Linked DNA regions of Homo sapiens: region 2 is linked to region 1. A link is a loop called in an ENCODE intact Hi-C map of the cell type or tissue named here. Cell type or tissue: dorsolateral prefrontal cortex. All regions are shown on one strand. Links, peaks and the distances in the headings refer to the core of each region. The heading gives the core; the rest is flanking DNA.

Evidence for each region. A loop is a pair of places that touch in the nucleus more often than their neighbours do. Peaks named below come from ENCODE experiments on the same cell type or tissue, not always from the same donor. Only the 100,000 strongest peaks of a DNase experiment are listed, where the experiment ranks them.
Region 2: it touches region 1 in a loop (6-fold over the local background); 8 of 110 quality-filtered maps call a loop at or near these places.

The regions. Positions count from the first base shown.
Region 1 is chr10:78,043,848-78,051,996 of GRCh38, reverse strand. It overlaps a transcript of RPS24 not described here. Among named protein-coding and RNA genes, the nearest start is that of RPS24, 14 kb to the right of the region's middle. RefSeq lists an enhancer at 4,368-4,427. In dorsolateral prefrontal cortex, for the core only: CTCF peaks have their summits at 4,328 and 4,527 (motif pointing left); DNase peaks (open chromatin) are centred at 4,526 and 4,823; H3K4me3 peaks cover 460 bases.
Region 2 is chr10:78,207,789-78,215,937 of GRCh38, reverse strand. No RefSeq gene overlaps it. Among named protein-coding and RNA genes, the nearest start is that of LINC00856, 37 kb to the left of the region's middle. RefSeq lists enhancers at 1-26, 1-3,305, 3,345-3,901. In dorsolateral prefrontal cortex, for the core only: a CTCF peak has its summit at 4,272 (motif pointing left); DNase peaks (open chromatin) are centred at 3,577 and 4,287; H3K27ac peaks cover 661 bases.

The sequences.
Region 1 (8,149 bases), core at 2,158-6,157:
AATAGGAGAAAATATTTGCAAACCATATATCTGATAAGAGATTTGCATCCAGGATATATAAACTAACACAACACAATAAAAAGACAAATCACCCCATTTGAAAATAAGCAAAGGATTCAAACAGGCATTTTTCTAAAGAAGACATATAAACAGCCAATAAGCAGATGAAATGATGCTCAACACCATTAGTTATTATGAAATGCAAATCAAAACCATAATGAGATACCACTTCATACCTACTTGCATGGCTAAAATCAAGTACAGATAATAACAAGTGTCAGGAAGGATGTGGAGAAATTAGAACCTTCGTACATTGCTGGTGGGAACATAAAATGGTGCTGCCTCTGTGGAAAACAGTTAACCAGAGAGTCACCATAAGGCCCAGCAATTCCACCCCGAGGTATATACCCAAGAGAAGTGAAAACATCCACACAAAAACTTGCACATGAATTTTCATAGCTGCAAAATTATTCAGAATAGCCAAAAAGCAGAAACAACACAAATATCCATCAACTGATGTTGACGTGGTAAATCCACACAAGGGAATGTTACTTGGTAATTAAAAGGAATAAATTACTGATACATGCTACGGTGTGGACATAGCACGGAAACATTAGGCTGAGTGAAAGAATCCGGTCATAAAAACCTATATACACTATATGATTTCATTTATATGAAGTTTCCAGAATAGACAAATTTATAAAAACAGAAAACAGATTTGTGGTTGCCAGGGGCTGGGGCAGAGGTTGAGGGAAATAGGGAGAGACTGCTAATGTCTACAGGGTTTCTTTTTGTTGTTGTTTGAGACAGAGTCTCACCCACTCTGTTGCCCAGGCTGGAGTGCAGTGGCGCAATCTCAGCTCGCTGCAACCTCTGCCTTCCAGGTTCAAGGGATTCTCCTGCCTTAGCCTCCCAAGTAGCTGGGATTACAGGTGCTCACCACCATGCCCGTCTAATTTTTTATTTTTAGTAGAGACAGGGTTTTGCCAGGTTGGCCATGCTGGTCTCGAACGCCTGACCTCAGGTGATCTGCTCGCCTCAGCCTCCCAAAGTGCAGGGATTATAAGCATGAGACACCTGCCGGGCTAAGGGTTTCTTTTTGGCATAATAAAAATGATCAAAAATGAATAGGTGTGGTGGGAGGATAGCTTGAGGCCAGGAGGCGCAACATAATGTAGAGACTCTGTCTCTACAAAAACTAAAAAAAAAGAAAAAAAAAGTAGCTGGGCCTGGTGCTGTGCACCTGTAGTCCTAGTTATGTGGGAGGCTGAAGTGGAAGAATTACTTTAGCCTAGGAGTTCGAGGATGCAACGAGCTATGATCACATCACTGCACTCCAGGCTGGGTGACAGAGTGAGACCAAATAAAAATCAAAATGTTTAAAAATTAGGTGGTGGTGGTGGTTGCACCACTCTGCAAATACATTGAAACCCATTGAATTGCACACTTTACAAGGGTGAATATATGGTCTGTGAATTAAACCTCAATAAAGCTCTTATTCTCTTTTTAAAGCGGCCACTTGCTGAGGTCTGGGAGTGACAAGAAGGAAAGAAAGACAGATGTCTCAGCGGTGGGAGTGGTGGCTGCATTGGATACATCAGCAGCCCTCCTGCCCTCAAACCTTCCCAGCAGGTGCTCCTCAGCCCCAGGTAAGTGGGAGTGGGCTCCATGAGCTGACAGACCAGTCAGCATCTTGTCCCTGGGAAGTGGCAAGGAGGATGCAGGTCTAACTAATCTGGCCGGAAGTTTGGAATGGGGAGCAATAAAATCCTGGTTGTGGCAGCCATGGGGCAGAAAGGGGAACAAAGAAAAGCCAGCCTGTAGAGAGAGAGAGAGAGGCATAGACTCAAAGAGGGGGAAGGAGGAAGGAGGGGAGAAGGAAGAGCTGATTTGTTCTGAAATGATTTTCCAGACCCAAATCCAGGGAGGCTGCCAGCACCGCCTACCTTTTGGCTTTGTTAGATCACCCACAGCTTCCCAGTAAACTTCCCCCTTTTGCTGGGAGGTTTCTGCTGAAAGGATCCCTATGAAGCAACCATTTTCTTCCTGCTGTGGCAAAGACTGGTCATTGTCCCCCAAAACTGTGCTCCCACATCTGCCTGAGCTGGAACAAGCCTATATTTCCCAGCCCACCTCACAGTTATTAGGTGTTGCAGGAGACTAAGTCCCAGCCGATGGAAGAGGAGCAGAAAAAACACAGGTGACTTCTGGTCTGGCCTTTGTGGAGAGTGGGTGGCCTCCCACAGGCCCCAGTACTAGGGCAAGGTGCTCTTAGGGTCAAGGAGATGCTGACCTTGCACTAGCACCACTGTGGGTGAAGACCTCCTTGGATTTCACATGCTAAGCGCTTCATTGCCTCACCCAGTCCCAGCCCCACTGTGATGGGCAACTATCCCTCAGAATGGCACCAGCATTGGCAGCAAAGTGGAGAGAGAAAACGTCTAGGCCCTCGAAGACGCTGTTAAACTGCAGTGTCCACCAACCCTGAAGGCTCCTGGGCATCCAGGGGGTTCTTACAGGAGCTAATAAGCAACCTCACTGTTCAAGGCAGTGTAAGCTGACTTCTCAGAGACTTGCAGCAGAAGGCCTCCTCCCTAACATACCCTCTAAACCCATGACAAAGCCAGCTCAGGAGCACCAGTGGGCGATGTTTCAACTCTAGCTTCCCAGGGAACATTTCTGTACCAGTGACACGCTCTGTGAGACGACACAGGGCAATGAACTGAACAGCAGGGAAAAGGTACCCCAGACAGCATGCAGTGTTTTGTTACCTTAAAAAAGCAAGAAACAGCACTTGAGTAGCAAACGGCTCACTTGCTGTCAGAGGTGGCGTGAACTCCAGGGGAAGACGCCTGAAGCTTACTCCTTTCCCCAGCATGAATGAGCTGAAGGACTTGGGGCAAGTCATCTACCCTCTGTGCCTCATCCATAAACAGAAGAAAAAGCAGCCCGTCTTGCATGCTGCGTGAAGGTGCCAAAGGAACTGAAGAGCTCTCCTTCCCCGCTCCAAGGAGGCCTGATGGAAAGAGACATCATGTTTAACTTGTTTCCTCCACCAAGGACAGCTGCAGTTAACAATGTTTGCCTATGGGTTGGGCAATTTTTTTTTTTTTTTTTTTTTTGAGATGGACTCTCGCTCTGTCGCCCAGGCTGGAGTGCAGTGGTGCAATCGCGGCTCACTGCAACCTCCCTCTCCCAGGTTCAAGCGATTCTTCTGCCTCAGCCTCCTGAGCAGCTGGGACCACAGGTGCATGCCCCCATGCCCGGCTAATTTTTGTGTTTTTAGTAGAGACGGGGTTTCACCATATTGACCAAGCTGGTCTCGAACTCCTGACCTTGTGATCTGCCCATCTTGGCCTCCCAACGTGATTACAGGCGTGAGCCACCGCACGCGGCTGGGTTGGGCAATTTCTAACCAGACTCTCTGAATATCATCATCGACGGTGGGAGCCAGCAGAGGGCTGGACCACTCTTTTGAATCCCCTTATAACCCAGGGATGAGCACATCTATAGCGCTCTGAAAAGGCAGTTCTGGAGATTTCCTGCCCAGGCAGAGCAGTGGCTCAGCTGGGTGAGCAGTCACCGAGAGTATAGGATGCCAATCCCTGGATTAACGAGGTGAATGCCAAAGACCCTCCGAGGCAATGTATTTTTGGAAGAAATACACACTGCAGCAGAAAAGAGAACATGGTATAAATTTTCCTTCTTCCAAACAGTGCAGAATAGAAACCTATAAAAGCAAATTCTGGATGTCTGAAGATATGGACTTTTTAAAAAATCTTGTTTGAGAGATTCCACCTTACTGACTTGCACCATATCCCTGGAAATGCTTCCTTAAGTGGCTACTGGAGATGGATGTCATGTAGCAGGGTTTACAGATCCCCTGCAATCCGAGGTCCTTGAAAAGCACAAGGCAGTCTCTTCCTCAACTCCCAGGGCAGAATTTTATAGTGGAAAGAGATGTTGACAGCCACTTTCTCAGCACCACTCTCTCATCCTACAGTGTAGGAAACTGAGACCCAGAGGAGAAAGGGGTCTTGCCAGAGATCTTAAAGTGTGGTGGGGCAGAGCTAAGGCTTGAAAACAGGTCTTGGACCCAGCACTGTGGCCCCGGACCCATGCTTGTCAAAGAATAGGACAGAGGCATAGCACTGTAGGCAGAAGGCTGAAGCAGAATCGGGCTGCTGGGGTTCCCAGCCTTCGGCCCCCACCTCCCCCAATAGAAACCGCAAGCTGCCTGGCTGGGCAGCTACAAAAGGGGGAATGCTGTTTGCACAGGATCTGCAGAGACCTCGCAGCACGGATGGGTAGACATCACCATGCACATATGAACAGCAGAAAGCCCTCCAGGTTCAGCTTCCCTACGAGGGCCGAATCCTATAAACAAGATTACCACCCCCATTAGACCTTCTCTGAGAAGAAAGAGTGACCTCTCCAGTTGATCTGGCATCAAGCTTTTTTCATGCTTCCACAAGGGTAGCGGTCTTGACAACAAAGCAGACCGCTTCCACGTCTGTGCCCACAGTGCCCCCTTGTGGGAGTCTGCATAGTGCATCACACGTCTTTATTTCACCAAGTGAAAAGGCAGGGATGGGGCAGTCTACAGCACTGTCCTACCGGGTCTCCACAGCTGTCCCCCTCTGGAATATCCTCCCCTTCCCTAAGCTCAGTGGTTCTCAAACTTTAGCATGCATCTGAATCACCTGGAGAGCTTATCAAAACACAGGTTCTGGCTGGACGCGGTGGCTCACACCTATAATCCCAGCACTTTTGGAGGCCGAGGCCAGCGGATCACCTGACGTCAGGAGTTCAAGACCAGCCAGACCAACATGGTGAAATCCCATCTCTACTAAAAAGTACAAAAAAAAAAAAAATTAGCCAGGCGTGGTGGCAGGCACCAGTAGTCCCAGCTACTCAGGAAGCTGAGGTGGAGAATCGCACCCAGGAGGCGGAGGTTGCAGTGAAGCAAGATCACGCCACTGCACTCCAGCCTGGGCAACTCAAAAAAAAAAACAGGTTACCTGGCCCCACCCACAGCTTCTGATTCAGTAATTCTAGGGTGGAGCCCAAGAAATTGAATTTCTAGCAAGTTCCCTGGTGACACTGCTGCTGCTGTCCAGGACCACACCTGGAGAATCGCTGCCTCAGCTAATCACCTCCACCCATTTAAGGCTCAGGACCATTTCTAGCTCCTTGGCAAGATGTTCCACAAATGCCCCCAGGCTTATCATAGGATGCCATAGTTGTGTAACTTTAACCAAGTTCCTTAACCTCTTTGAGCCTCAATTTCCTCATCTATAAAATGGGGGTAATAGTACTTCCCTCCGAGTGCAGGTAAATGAGGCCAGGTGCAGTGGATCATGCCTGTAATCCCAGCACTTTGGGAGGCTGAGGCAGGTGGGTCACCTGAGGTCTGGAGTTCAAGACCAGCCTGGCCAACATGGAGAAACCCTGTCTCTACTATACAAAAATTAGCCAGGTGTGGTGGTACACACCTGTAATCCCAGCTACTATGGAGGCTGAGGCAGGAGAATCACTTGAACCCAGAAGGTGGAGGTTGCAGTGAGCTGAGATTGCGCCACTGGTGCAATCCAGAGCTCCAGCCTGGGTGACAGAGCGAGACTCATTCTCAAAAAAAAAAAAAAAAAAAGGTAAATGAGATAATTTGTGCAAGACTTAGCTCAGTACCTGGCACATGGTAAACAATAAATGTTAGCTATTCTGTGGTCATTAATTAGCAATAGTATTACTGTTCATCTGCCAGCTTCTTGAGGGCAGAGACAGTATTCCCATTAGAGACAGAATTCTCAGAGGCAGAACGGATCTTAGAGAAACTTCAGTCCAGCTTCCCAAGCCTGAGCTCACCTGGGAAGCTTCAGTCCAGTTTCCTGAAGCAGCCTCACCTGGGAAGCTATTAAAACATCAGGTGCTTGGGCGCTACCCAGATCTACTAACTCTGAAAACTGGGGCAAGAGGCTGGGCATTTGTTGTTTTTGAGACAGAGCCTCGCTCTGTCACCCAGGCTGGAGTGCAGTGGCATGGTCTCGGCTCACTGCAACCTCCGCCTCCTGGGTTCAAGCAATTCTCGTGCCTCCACCTCCTGAGTAATTGAGATTACAGGCACGCACCACCACGCCCAGCTAATTTTTGTATTTTTAGTAGAGATGTTTCACCATGTTGGCCAGGCTGGTCTCGAACTCCTGACGTCAAGTGATCCACCCGCCTCAGCCTCCCAAAGTGCCGGGATTACAGGTATAAGCCACCACACCCAGCCAGCATTTGTATTTTTAACAAGCCCCCAGCCTGGCCAACATGGTGAAACCCCATCTCTACTAAAAATACAAAAAATTACCCAAGCATGGTGGCAGGCGCCTGTAGTTCCAGCTACTCAGAAGACTGAGGCAGGAGAATCGCTTGAACTCAGGAGGCAGAGGTTGCAGTGAGCCAAAACAGTGCCACTGCACCCCAGCCTGGGTGACAAAGCAACACTCCATCTCACAAAAAGAAAAAAAGAAAGCCCCCACCTGCCAGGTTTCGGAATTACTCATCTAGCCCGGATAGCAGACAGACACAGGGAGGGAAATAGAAGCCCAGAAAAGGGAAGTCTTTTGCCCATCCATGGCCCCAGCTGATTGTAAGCTGAGTGGAGATCAGGAACTGTGACTCCTGATTCCTGATCTGGTCCCTTTTTCCGAGTTATTAATACTTGGGGCCAGGCGCGGTGCCTCACGACGGTAATCCCAGCACTTTGGGAGGCGGGGTGGGCAGATCACCTGAGGTCAGGAGTTCAAGACCAGCCTGACCAACATGGAAAAACTCCGTCTCTACTACAAAATACAAAATTAGCCAGGTATGGTGGCACATGCCTGTAATCCCAGCTACTCGGGAAGCTGAGGCAGAGAATTGCTTGAACCCAGGAGGCGGAGGTTGCAGTGAGCTGAGGTCGTGCCATTGCACTCCAGCCGGGGCAACAAGAGTGAAACTCCATCTCAAAAAAATACGATAAATACTTGGATGCCATCTCATCGACCCATAACCTTCTACATAAATTCCCTCTCCAATATGCATGATGAGCAGCCAGAGCGTTGCCAAAGTATTTCCTGTGTGGAGGAACTCGGCATGTGAAAAGAACACACAATCCACTGCAGAACATCTAATTCTCCAACGTTTTATTTTCTTTAACCAAAACACTGAACAAGTGAAATCCTTAGCTTGGCATACAAGATCCTCCCTGATTTATTCTCCGCTGACCTCTCCAGCTTCGTTTCTTACCAGGACCTCACCTGTACCCTCTCATCCAGACTGTGGGCACTGGGAGGCAGGTCTCATTTCTGCCTCCCCTCAACATCTGGCATGCGGGAAGTTCAAGGGTGAGTGGATGGGGAAGGACAGTTGGATTAATGTATGGAGGTGTGTTCACAAAGCTCTAAAACCCAGGAGAGCCTCTCTGCCAGCACAAATGAGTCAGGTGTCATACTTCTGTGCTCTAGCAGCCAACCTGAAGACTATTTTTGAAATGGAGTATCTCCCACCAGAAATGCATTGTGCAAAACTCTGCTCAAAGGCATCAGTCATGTAGGGCCTTCCATCTTGTTGATTCAAGAGAATGCCTACCTACCCACTCTGCTCCCACCTCCCCAGTGTCATCCTCTCTTCCCCTTGCAGAATGACTGGTCTCACCTTGTCCCACACTGCCTGCTCCCATCTCCCTGCTTTCTTTCCTATTTTTCATGGCCTCAAATGAGAACTTTCTCCTGTGCATCCAAATCAGATCATGTCTCTTGCCACTGCTGGTGTTACAGTAATCCTCCCTTATCCATGGGGCAAACGTTCTTAGACCCCCAGTGGATGCCTGAAACCGCAAACCCTATCTACACCAAGTTTGTTGCTATATATACATAATTAAAGTTCATAATTTAGGGAGTAAGATATTAATAATTATACTGTAGTAGGCTGCATGAACTCTTTTCCTCTGAATACGTACATGTATTCACATTCTTGATGGGAGATAAAATGCCTATGTGGAAGGGAGAGGGAGGTAAATGACGTAGGCATGGTGACGTGTTAGGCTACTATTGACCTTCTGATGACACTTCAAGAGGATCATCACTTTTGGGTGATCCCAGACCATTTAGCCATGATAATTTTC
Region 2 (8,149 bases), core at 1,776-5,775, 160 kb before region 1:
TGCTTGGAGAAACGTGCAAGATGCAAATCAGACACGTGAGTGGCGCCCGGCTGGAAGAACTGTGTCTCCCTCCAAGCGGGGCTCTGAGTGTCAGATTTTCCACTCTGTTTCTCTGTAGCATGTTCTGCACATCCCAGTGCTAAAAATAACTGTGGCGCGTGAGTGGGGGAGCAGCCCCAGAGAGGCTCCAAGAGCCACTGGGGCGGTTTGGCACGCCAACCTCCTTCCTCTGGGCAGTACATGCCCCAGCTGCAGAGGTTGGGGTCTGTTCCCCCAACACAAACCCCTCTCCCCTTTCCTCCCACCTCCTTCCCTGTGTCGAAATTCTTCCTCCCTTTGTGACCCCAGGGACCCAGAGAGCTGGCAGCTCTGGAAATTACAGGGATAGAAAAGCCCAAAAGAGGTCATCTTATCCACCTCTTGGGAGAACACAGTCACCCCTAAATCCTTAAGGACAACAGAGAAAGTCCTCTTAGTCTAAAACCAATCACTGAAATCCAATCTGGCAAATGGTCCACAGTCTCTGCTACTTGGAAAGTTATTCCTTGAGTCTAACTGGGACCTCTGCTGCTACAGCCAAAGCCCAGCTCCTGTTGTTCTCCCACTAGGGAGAGGAGAAAGAGAATCGCTAATCTCAAATTCAGATCAAACTGAACATAGAAGACATGTGTGGACCAGTGGCCTCTACTGTCCTGAGACCCTGGGACTCCCATACCACAGCAAGAAGGAGTTATGTGTTCCTCCCTACTGAGGGTGAAACTCCAGCTGAGCCAGCCTGTTGCCACATATCTATTCAACTTTGCTGGGCACCGTCTGCCCAGCATAAGACGCATTGCCAGTGCTTCTGCACCAGGCCTGGGGAGGAAGTCAGGAGACGCAGAAACCCAAGATGACACTTGCACCCTTAAAGAGCTTAGGGTTGAGTTTGGGACTCAGGTTCATGCCTGGAAAGAAAATTTACTTTGCACCCAACCAATGGCTGAGTGAGATGCAGCAGTCAGTGCACCGCCAAGGGGTGAGAGGTTGGGGGTGTCCCTGGAGAAACAGAGCTCTGAGATACATGACGGGAGTTGAGAGGTCTGAGCAAAAACAGGGAGGGTGAGACCATGGATTTTGTGGACACCAGGGACTACTGAGGGGAGGGCAAGGGCTCTGGATGTCCAAGAGAGGCACGGTGGAAAACAAGGTTGAGATCTGATGGTGAAGCCCTTTGGACGCCAAGAGGAGAGATTTGAACTTCATTCCTCAGGCCACATTTCTTAGATAATATTCCAAAATGGGGTATTAAATAATGATATCATGAAACAAAAGAAGGTGCATGGGGGTGTGGCATAATTAAATTTGGCAAACTGAGAAGGAAGGGACAAAGGAAGCCACGTTTCCCAAACTATTTGACCATGAAGCCCTTTCATCACAGAGATCCTCGTGGGACTGCCATTCTGGTTAACACACTCTAGGAAAAGGGTTTTGAAAAAGCCAGGAACATCATGGCATTATCGCTTTAGGACGTTGGTCTAAAGGGCTGCTGGAGGTCGTGGCAGCTGCAGTGCAGGGCAAGGTGAGACGGGGAGGAGAGGTGCAGGCAGTGGGCAGACCTGGAGGTGGAACAATGGCAGGCCCAGGACAGGCAGAGGGACCTGGAAGAGTCCGAAGAGCCACAGTGACGCTACATGGGACCATGTGCCTTTTCCAAGCCTCAGTTTCCCCTCCTGTGGAATGGGATGGCCTCTTTTCACAAGACAGTTGGGAGGACCCTTGAGTCTGTGTGAGTGGAAAAGTCTGGAAAGCTGGAAAGAGTCCGGAGCTCTTCTATCAACATTCAGAGGAATGGAGGCTGGCGATGGAGTGGTCGGATTAGGACAGAAAGACCAACGATGGATTCAGGAGAGAGCAAGCAGCATGAGGCTGGAAGCCCCCAGTACCTCTATTTCCCTTCTGCTGCCTCATATTTGCATTGTTTCTTCCTCTCCAGCCCCTCTGACCCTTCCTCCAACAATGCAGAGCCTCAGAGAAAACAGTGTGCAATTGGAGGGAGACTGCTTGTCTTCCAGGCCGGCTCCAGCAATGCCATGCTGTACATCTCTGAGCCAGTCCCTCGACTTCTCTGAGACTCAGTTTCCTCATCTGTGAAAGGAAGAGAAGGGCGATGATAGTAACAACGCATTTGAGGTCTCTCCAGGTGCTGGGCTGAGTTCTTGCTTTATGACAACTCAATGAAACAGGAACTATTACCACTCCTGTTCAACACGTGGAAACTGAGGTGCTGAGAAGTGAAGGGAGTTGCCCAGGGTGACACAGGGGGTGATGAAGCCAGGACAGGCCCACTGCAGATGGCTGTTGGGAGGGCTGGATGAAATGGTGGAGAAGAAACATTCTTAAGACTGGCATTTGCTTGTCATCTTATAATGCCATTAAGATGGTGTAGCAGATTGCACTTTCCAAAGATGCCCACCACACCATCACCCATCCCACAGGCTTTTTGGCAATATGACCTTCCCCTCCTCTATAAAGAAGTGGGTTCTATTTCTCTGCCCTCTTGAATTTGGGTGGGTCATGATGATTTTTTCCAAAAGAATAGGAGGAAGAGACCTTGTGCCAGTCCAAGCCTTAGCCCTTAACTAGCCTGACAGCCTCCACTGGCAGTGTCCTGGGAGCTAGCTGCTACATAAAAAGAATCACTACCCTGAGCCCACACTGCTGGGAGAGGCCCAAGCCACGTGGAGAGGCCCTGGAGGATGAGATGCTGCAAGAAGAGAGGCAAAGACCCCAAGAAGCCAGCCTTAGCCACCACATGAGAGACCCAGGTGAGTCCCAGACAACCCAGAGAGCAGAGCAAAAGAAGAAGACATTGCTCGAAGCCCCTCTCTTCTGGTATGGTTGTTACACAGCAGTAGAGAACCAGTCAGATGCGGCCCTCTTTCCACTTTCAGCTCTAAGGCAGAAGGTCGCCACAAAGAGATGAGGAAGAGGAAAGAAGAGGGGTGGAGGGGTGGAGTCAGGACTGCAAGGAGCTGAGGCAGGGAGCTGCCCTCTGCCTCTGCCTCTGCCTCTGGGCCCCAGCCTCGGAATCAGCCCAGCTTACAGCCCTCAGACAGTGGCCAGCCCATGACTTACGATGGGGCGCAGGTCAGGCTACCGGCCCCTCTGGGCTGCCATCTCCTCTCCAGTTACGTGGGGAGCTGTGGGCTGCCCTCCCCTCTCCTGTTATGTGGGGAGCTGTGGGCTGCCCTCCCCTCTCCTGTTATGTGGGGAGCTGTGGCCTGCCCTCCCCTCTCCTGTTATGTTGGGAGCTGGATGGAGTCGACGACCCCTGAGGGCCACTGCAGCTCTTGCATGCTGGATCTCCACTGCTGGGGGGCGGGGCAGGGGGGCGGTCATTCTGGCTGTGGTTCTATCCAGCAGAGCCAGGAAACACTAGGGCTGGTCAGACCCCAGAGCCCTCAGGACATCCCCACCCCTGGGTCTTCATACCCCTAGAGAGGCCAACACCACAGGCCTGAGGGCCAGCAAGTCCAGCCCAGCCAGACAGTGGAGCTGGAGAGCAGAAGGCCACACCTGCTGACTCTCACCCAGACACACTGTGGCCCTGAGCCTACTGGGCCCATGCCAGGACAGGCCCTTTACACAGAAGAGCCTATTTAATCCTCACAGTCATCCGGAGTGCCAGATAATGCTATTATCTCATTTCTCAGATGAAGAGTCTGAGGCTCAGAGACTTCAGCAAAATCACACCACTGCAGTGTGAAGCCAGAATTGAAACCTGGAGGCCTAATTCCATGACTCTCCCTCCCCTCCACTGTGCTTCCGCTGGTGGGTACATCCGCAGACACAAACACACCACCCTGCTCCCCACACAGCCCGACCTGCCCTGCTCGCTCACACACATACTTTCATGTGTGATGGTGCATACGTGTAGACACATCCCATGCTGGTACACACCAGTTCATACGGAAACCCACATTCACACAGGTTGTGTGTGTCGCACACAGACACTCCCATCCCTACACATGTAGACCCAGGCACCCAGGGCCCTGACATTTGCTCACACATACACCCCTACACTCCAGCCCCACAGGCTCAGGTGCAGACATCTGTGTGCATACATCCTCATCACACACGTACACACACAAACACTGCACCTTGTTTAATGATGCCCAGGAAATGAGAGTCATTATTTTTATTTTTTTAAAAAAAAGAGCCTCTCAAATGCCAATAGATTCCAGCATGTTTTTTCAGTGCTAAAAGGTTTTACAAGCAAAAGTCACCCAACAGTGCCACCTGCTGAAGGCTGGCTATTCTCTCCCGTCCTGCCTGTTCCATCCTTAGTAGGGTGAAACCTGTCCTCAGTTTCCCCCAAAGCGCTCAGGACTTGGGAGCTGGGTGGGGGAAGCTGGGGGAGAAAGTGGGTGCAGGTGGACAGAGGAGAGGTTATACCGAGGCAGGGGAACACATGGAGAAGGACTTCCAGAGCAGGCAAGGAGAGGAAGATGAAAGAGAGAGGCCTGCAGGGAGACAGAGAGGCCAGGCAGGGAGCTGAGAGAAAACCATGGGACTCAGAGAATAAGAGAGAGAGCACAGATAGAAAAGACTGGGAGGGAAAGTCTGGCATGCAGATGGGAGAGAGGGGAGGGAGGATGAAAGAGACCCGAGGAAGGACTAGAGGGGCAGCCAGAAATGGCGGAGAGCCCTCCCCAACGTCGGCCCCCTGGACCCACAAGGGGCACGAGCCTGGCAGCTGGCCCTCCCTCCCTCCAGGGGTGCCTCTACTGCAGGGGCCTGAGGCTGCAGTGTTTTCCTGGAGGTGGGGATGCCCCAATGCCCCCCTCAGCCCTCCAAAATGTTTGTCAAGCAGCCCCTGTCCCTAAGGGGCTCAGCTCCCCGCCACACACCCTGCCAGCAGGTCAGGATGAGGCAACTGTCAACAGGAAAGGGCTCTTACCTGAAGTATCTGGCTTCTTAGGTGCGAGTGACATCCAGAGAGAGGATTTGTTCAAGGCCACACAGAAAATTAGGAAGAGTCAGCCCTAGAAACTTCAGGGGCCCACGCACGGGCCTCCACCCCTGTGTCAACTGAGATGACAACCCTCTTCTTTCTTGATAGAATCATGGAGGAAAGAGAGATTTGAATCTGCATTCAGTGGTTCCAGACCACAGGAGAGTAGGGGATTAACCACAAGGCCCCAGGGGGAGACCGAGGCCACATTCTTGAGTCACCATGTCAGTACCCACCCCTCTGGAGTCAGGTGGATCAGAGCAGGACAATCATCAGTCCAAGAGAAAACCACTGACCTTCAACTCATGAGACATTGGCGCTGAAAGCTCCCACTGATCCCTTCCCGTGGGGACACTGAGCCTAGGGGAGTGGGGCATGCTGGGGTGAAGCAGAGGGCCTGAGCAGAGGGCATGAGAACCCCCCACCCTCCCAAGCCAGCTGCCCACACAAACCTCTTGACACTGATGGAGCCAACTCCTCAAAATCCTGAGGTCTGGGCTCCCTAGAAGGTGGCAACTTTGGGGGCTTCATCCTTCCCTTCTGAGGCCTAAATTCTGGTCCTCTTCTCTCTCCCAAGGGGACACTTCCTCCAACAGAAAGGACCCTGGCAGGGAAAGTCTTGGGGTAATTTTTCTTTTTTATGAAACCCCCTGATATCTCCCGTAGCTCAGCTGGAGTCACAAGGAGGCACCTCTCTCACCTTTGTAGAAACACACAGGGCTGCAGAAAGCTGGCTGACTACACAATGCAGAGCAGGTGCCGGCTTGCATCTCATTTACATATGTTTGCATATGCTTTCTTACTTCTCAAAATACCAGGAAACTATCCTCCATTCTCCATCCTATAGCTTCTTGGCATTTACAGTCTCTCCTGACTTACACGGGGTATCTCAATGCTGTGGACTTCCATTTGCTTAGCTAGAGAAGGACTTGGATTATAAATCCAACAGACTCTAAACTCCTTAAAAGCGGCATCCTGGTGCCAACCTGCCCCCTTCCCTCCTCCCAGGCCAGACCATTCACCCCCTCACTAAACATACCCTGTTCTTCTGTGCCAAAAAGAATTGGCTGATGCTGTTCCCCCTGCCTGAAAGACCCTTTCCTCTCCTTCTCTACCTGAAAAGCTCGTATTCAGACATCAAGACTCAGTTCAAATGGAACTTCTGCAAAACTACGGCATGTGAGTTTCTCTATTTTCTCCAGCACCTCCAAGCAGAACAATCACTTCTCAGTGGGCCCCAGCACTTTGGCTCATTAACAGCCAACAACTAAAGGGAAAATTTATTATACCACAAAATGATATTGAATAATACAGCACATGTATTTCCTCTTAGACTGTGAATTTGTTGAGGGCAGGAACCATGGGAGACGCAGCCATCACTGCATAGCCTATAGCTCCCAGCTCTGGGAAAATGACTGCGTAATCATTGTTTGATGAATGGATGAATGAATGATTCTCTCCATGGTCTTTATGCTCACAGATTCTGTGATTCTTCCTCCTTCATGGCTAGCTCAGACTAGGTTAAAGAGCAGTGATATTCTACTCAATATTTTACAACTTGAAATAACACAGACAGAGGGTCCATGTGGACCCTGTCTGCTTTCGAGCACCAGCGCTTCACAAACAAAACCCCAATCAGGTTCTGCAACCCCAGGTGGGGCCTTGGGCCCAGAGGTGAGGGAGGCAATGGGGCCAAGGCTGCTGTTTAGGAAACAAATAACCAAGTGGGGAAATTTACAGTCAGATAATTGGCAGCTCTGGTGCACAGTCAAATGCAGTAAATTAAGTGTTTTCCTGTAAATCAAGTTTATGATTTGCACTGGAGATGTAATTGTTAAAACTGTTCATTTTACCCGCAAATAGCAGTTGAAAGAAACCAATTTAGGAGTGACAGATTGGTTTTTGATTCTAACTGTAGTGCTAAAACAGTTAATTTTAATAACATCCTTTGGACAGGAGTCTGCTTGTTACTTAATATCATAGTCAACAATTTGAAAACTGCATGTTCAGCCACTGCTGCTTCCGCTAAAAATTAATCCCATTTTTCCCCTGAATGGAGGTATTTCTCAGCAGGAAGCAGTATGTCCATGCAGAAGGACTTTCCTCATTTACAGGGTTACAACCCTTCCACTCTGGGGAAGGGAGGCCACAAGAAGGTGAGGTATAGGCTAAAAGGAAACAGGTCCTGGAATGTTGAGGCCAATGGGGACCCTCCCTAATGTAGGAAACCCTTCAATGGCAAAGGGGATCACAATCTGAAGCTCCTGCCTGCACACTTCCATTGGCCAGGATGCCTCCTCTCCCCTGGGGTTCTACCCAGCTCTGAACCCTGAAACCATGTAGACATCAACTCTGAATAAACAGGACAGATTCTATCTTTCAGACTTGTCACCGTCCTCTTTCCCATCTCAGGACACACACCTGAGTCTGTCAACTTTCAAGTCTAGTCTATGGTGTCCAAGACTGGATCCATTACTTTTGTCACTCACCAGCTTGGATCCTAAGCACCCAGTGGGTTCACCGCTCCCAGGACCAGGATGCCACTGGATTATGGGAGCTCATAAACACTTTCAGCAGTTCACTGTGACCCCTGACAGGCTTCTAGTTCTGCTTCCAAATAGTCAGAGCTTCCCAAACATTAGCATGTATTAGAATTACCCGGACAACCTTCTCGTACAGATTGCTGGGCCCTACCTCCAGATTCTGATTTAGCAAGTCTGGGCAGAGCCAGGGAATTGGCATTTCTAGCAAGCTCTTAGGTGATGCTGATGCTGCCAGCCCACAAACCTGGCTTTGAGTAGCACTGATGTCGGAGATCTATGTTATTACCACCATCGCCACCCCACCATTGCAGAGGAGGAAGCTGGGGCCCAGGGGGGCAGGAAGTAGGACAAACAGCATCAGCAGCACAACCTCCTGGGCCTTCCTCCCATGCCCACTCTGGGAGACCCATCCTTTCCCAAGACATTGCTGGCAGGCTCCAGACTCCCAGCAAGGAAGATGTGTGAGTCAGCCCATTTACCCAGTTTTTGTTCAATTAATTTCAAGAGGTATTAAAAAGGAAAACTTTCGTAAAGAAAGGAAAAGCCTGTTCATTTTCATGGCCAGCACTTGGAGAAACAGTTCTTCTGGAGCCTAGGCAATCGTTTGTAGAGT